Regions from separate parts of the Homo sapiens genome. Here region 1 is linked to region 2. Evidence: chromatin loops called from intact Hi-C (ENCODE). Cell type or tissue: endothelial cell of umbilical vein. All regions are shown on one strand.

The links. Peaks named below come from ENCODE experiments on the same cell type or tissue, not always from the same donor. Only the 100,000 strongest peaks of a DNase experiment are listed, where the experiment ranks them.
Region 1: a loop joins it to region 2, with 2.9 times the contacts of the local background. A loop is called at or near these places in 2 of 110 quality-filtered maps.

The regions. Positions count from the first base shown.
Region 1 is chr3:69,450,195-69,452,694 of GRCh38, forward strand. It overlaps a transcript of FRMD4B not described here. Among named protein-coding and RNA genes, the nearest start is that of FRMD4B, 65 kb to the left of the region's middle. In endothelial cell of umbilical vein, a CTCF peak has its summit at 1,498 (motif pointing right); no DNase peak of the experiment used is centred here.
Region 2 is chr3:69,791,219-69,793,718 of GRCh38, forward strand. The region is part of intron 1 of MITF (melanocyte inducing transcription factor); the gene reads left to right. Among named protein-coding and RNA genes, the nearest start is that of MITF, 53 kb to the left of the region's middle. In endothelial cell of umbilical vein, a CTCF peak has its summit at 1,081; a DNase peak (open chromatin) is centred at 1,003; H3K27ac peaks cover 227 bases.

The DNA.
Region 1 (2,500 bases), 340 kb before region 2:
TTATTTATGTTCACGTTTTTATGCTTTAAAAAAGTAAACCACTTCAGGCCAAATGTCGTGGCTCTTGCCTGTAATCCCAGCACTTTGGGAGGCCCAGGCAGGAGGATCACTTGAACCCAGGAATTATAGATCAGCCTGAAAAGAATTAGCCAGGCATCATGGCATGGGCCTGTAGTTTCAGCTACTTGGGAGACTGAGGTGGGAGGATCGCTTGAGCTCAGGTTCATTCCAGCCTGGGTGACAGAGTGAGACGCTGTCTCAAAAAAAAACAAAATAGGCTGGGGGTGGTGGCTCACACCACTAATCCCAGCACTTTGGGCGGCCAAGGCAGGCAGATCACCTGAGGTCAGGAGTTCAAGACGAGCCTGTCCAACATGGGGAAACCCCGTCTCTACTGAAAATACAAAAAATTAGCTGGGCATGGTTGTACGTGCCTATAATCCCAGTTACTCGGGAGGCTGAGGCAGGAGAATCGCTTGAACCCAGGAGGCGGAAGTTGCAGTGAGCCAAGATTGTGCCATTGCACTCCAGCTTGGGCGACAAGAGTGAAACTCCACCTCCAAAACAACAACAACAACAACAAAACCCCAACAACAAAACAACAACAACAAAAAATGTAAGCCAGTTCTGTGGCCTTTTTCCATCTGATGGTACATTTGCCATGAAAAGTCATTTTCTGATGGCCTTCCCACTAAACTAAACTTTCCCAGAAAAGTCCAAATTTAAACAGTTATCTGAAGAGCCACACACTGGGGCTCTGACTAATAAGAAGAAATTCCCACAACCCAGCTAATATCTCGAGTTTTAGATTATGTACAAGGCTGCGGCCATATCCTAATGATGACTTCTAGCAGAGCTTCAGAAAGAATGTGGCTCCCTCCTTCCACTCCGAGCCTCTGCTTCTCAGTGCTTCCAGGAACCAGCAGGGCCCCAGGGACCTTTCCACATCAGGGTAATATCAGAGGATGATGTGTGATTTTATCATAGCCAGGGTGGTGATTTCCAAGTAAAGTAGGGATGGTTTTTGAGAATAAAAACTGTCCTGCTGCGATCTCTTTTCTTCCTATCCTGCACCAAAACAAACAAACAAACAATAAACCACTACCTACATTTGTGAGACTCCAGAAAGAACTGTTGGCCTGGCAATGATCAGTGACTGATGGATGATAGCTGTAGGAAGTGCTGTGATAAGGTTTATGAAGCTGTAGCCTGGATCAGTGGAAGAATATATTGTGATTGATCAGCAATGTCTGCAGTGGAAGGTGGAAACAGCACGGTGGTACACAGGCCATGGTGCTGTCCTCCCTGGTCTATTTTAATGTCTTCTCTTTATAGGTATGAAAAATAAGGTTTACAGCAATGAGGTATCATGGCTTATCCACCCACAAGTGCAGAGACAGAACATGGCAAAGCTGAGACTAGCAACCATTCCTTATGGTTTGTAGCTCAGCAATCCTCTCATGCCAAGATGCCTTTCTTCTCTGGTGGGTAAGATGGTTTACTTCTTATAACCACTAGGTGGTCCTGGCATGTTACAACCTATTCAGATCACTTCCATAATGAAAAAATTATGCCAAGATAATTTAAAAAAACACCAGTCCCAGCTCTGTACTAAGGCCCTGGCAACAGCCAGCACACAGCTGTTATGAGGATGCATATTCTCTTTTGACAAAAGACAGGTGGCTGGTGGTGTCATGTTGGTCTGAGATAACATACTGTGCAGAAAGAGAGACAAGCAGGGAAGGAGAGATTTCTTTCCCAGACTCTCACATAAATGGATTTCTTCTTTGCATAATGGAGCTCTAAATAAATAAAATACAAAACAAATGTTTACAATATTGTTGAGACACTGAGTTGTTCCTCTCCAGGAAAATGGAATTCAACACGAACTTTATAATGGTAGGAGGAAGAAGCATCATCATTTATTCCTTCATATGTTCACCAGATTATTTACTAAGTGCCAGCCATGTGCAAAGCACTAGGGATGCAACAGTGATCGGAAGAGAAATAGTTTATGTCCTCACATGAAGTCTACTGGGAAAGCTGGACTATTAACAAGCATTGTAATAAGTGTGTATATACAAAGAAGAAGACAGTATTGAGGAAGCAACTGGGCAGAGGTGAAGGATCAACAGGATTGGCATGCTTAAGTAGAAAGGGCATGTGATTTGGAGCTGGTCAAAAGCGAAATCTTTTCTTGCCACTTACCGAGTGGGTGACCTTGAGCAAGTCATTTAGACTTTCTACCCCAATTTCCTTATCTGTGAAACAAAGCTAATAATTTCTACCCTGTCAGGATTATGCTAGGTATTGAGTTAAAGTTTATTAAGTTCCCAGGGAAGCCTGGCACAGAGTATGAGTTCAACACATATTTGTCAAGTGAATGAAAGAATCATTATCAAATACACATTGGATCTCTAATAGAAAAAGTGACACTTGGGCAGAGACTGATGAAACAGAGAGAAACTAGACATTAGTCTTGTCTTATACCTATTTAGAG
Region 2 (2,500 bases):
CTGTGATTGGCGCCAGCACTTGCAGTCCCTGAGGGGGATTGTGAAATCCGGCCTCCGCAACTGTGATTCAAGTCTGGGATGAAAGAAAACTCCATGATCGCTGAAGAGCTCTCCAAGTTGTTTTCTTCTTAACAGCGTGGTGGTGGTGGTGGTGGTTTGAGTGTCATAACAGAGAAAAGACAAATACATGTTCCTGAGTTCATTTTACTAGTACTGGATTAATAGTATGGTAACAAATCATTATTTTGCAAGCAAAAACAACCATGTTTTGCAATTCTTTATGTGCAAGTTGTAAGAAAATGCCTGTCAATAGAAAGGAATCTAGAGACCCAAGAGGCTCAAGACCTCTTCATGGCAAGTTAAGAAGAATGGCTACTTATGCAAAATATAAAAACCTTGGGTATTTGAAAGTTCAAACTGGCACAGTTTTTTCTCTTTTAAATCTTATTATTCTGTTGTTTTTCAAGATAGGGCTGGTGGCATCTAATGGCAAGTAGAGGCAAAATACTGGAATGCAGCAGTTGTGCGTTTTTCAAAGCTATGCACTGCATGACATCCCTGTGTGTGCATTTAAGTGTGTATGCAAGAGGCATTATTAGAACTGCCTATATGTTTCATGCTGGGTCTATTTCATTGGTGCAGTAGAACTTGGAAAATGCAGTTTCATGCTTTGAATAATAGTGAACAACAGTAGAGGAGGCCTTAGTTTCCAAGACTGGTGGAGCAGAGGTATTCGGGGAACTTTCTGGGAATGAGACTTGGATAATTAAGTTGCTGTGCCCTGAGAGTTGCTCCTTGAAGTAGAGACGGATGTGCTGAATCCTCATCTGTACTTGCCAGAAGTGAAGCTGTCATCTAGCACAGTTGCTGCCTCTGTTTTTGAAAAGAGATATGACTAGTTGATTCCATCACTATCTGATGCAGAATTTTCAAAGATGAGTAGTGGATCAGAGAAACGAAACAAAACAAAGCCAACTGAACTAAACTGTGTTGCTAGCTGAAAGGGTCTGATAGTGAGCAAAGGGCCAGATGTTTGGAGTTGCTTTCTTCAATTTTATTTCACTGCTTTTATCCATTAAATTGGTCAACAGCAGCACTCACTGGTAAAAATAGGAACAACAGATTCAAGTTTTCCTATGTGCTGTTACAGTGATGCCCTTTTTTTCTTTCCTCTCTCATCTCCTTGCTTTTTCCTTCCCTCCCTTCTTAAGCTCAAGCTTTCATTATATGATTTTTTTTTTAAATTCCAAAAGAATAACGATAGTGTATAGATAAAATGTGGTTAATTTCCCTACTCACCATCCCTAATCCTACTCTTCTAAAGAAATCAATATTAAGAGTTTGGTTTATATCAACAATCCTTCCCCAACCCATGCAAATAAGATATGTATCTAGAGAAATTTGTTTTTCTAATTTTTACAAAAGTGGACTCGTTCTGGGTACAGAATCTTGTAACTTGACTTCCCTGGCATTATTTTATTGGCATCTCTCCAAATCAGTACATTTAGCTCAAAATCGCTACTTTTAATGGCTAATTTTTTTAATAGTATAGTTTTATCACAATTTATTCATAAAATTCCTTATTGATTGATTCCTCTGCCCCACTAAAAATTTCCTCTCCTCCACTAAAAAGATAGCATTGCATATTTTAATTACACATACATATTTTTAAAGCTTTACCCTGTATAATATTTGAAGAGGAAAATTAAAGGGTTTCTAAATGTTTCATTTGCTTTATTACTTTAAATTTTTTCTTGTTTTATGGGCTAAAGTCTTTAGCTTTTTTTTTTTTTTTTTTTTTTTTTTTTTTTTTAAACAGGGTCTCCCTCTGCCACCCATGCTGAAGTACAGTGGTGCAATCACCGTTCCTGGGCAACCTCGATTTCCTGGGCCGAAGTGATCTTCCCACTTCAGCCTCCTGAGTAGCTGGAACTATAGGCGCTTGCCACCACACCTGGCTAATTTTTTTGTATTTTTTGTAGAGATGGGGTTTCGCCATGTTGCCCAGGCTGGTCTTGAACTACTAGGCTCAAGCAGTCTGCCTGCTTCGGCCTCCCAAAGTGTTGGGATTACAGGCGTAAGCCACTGCACCCAGCCAGATTTTCTAATTTGCTGATTTACCTCTTTGAATTTTTGCATTATAGCTATCTATGCTGTATAGTGAAGGATTTCTCAAGCTCGGCATTTTAGTCATTTTAGGTCATATAGCTCTTTGGTGTGAGTAGCTGTGCTGTGTGTTGTGGAACACGTAGCGTCCCTGGCTTCTACCCATTAGATGCTCATAGCATGCACCCTCTCCCAATGCTCATAGCATGCACCCTCTCCCAATGCTCAAGTTATGATGACCAAAAATGTCTCTAGTCACTGCCAGATGTTCCTTGGGTGGAAAAATTGCTCCTGTTGAGAACCACTCCTATAATGTATATAAGGTATATATTTAAAAACCCAGTTATGTGGAAGAACACTACTTTTCTTTATGTATTCACCAACACTTGGCAAC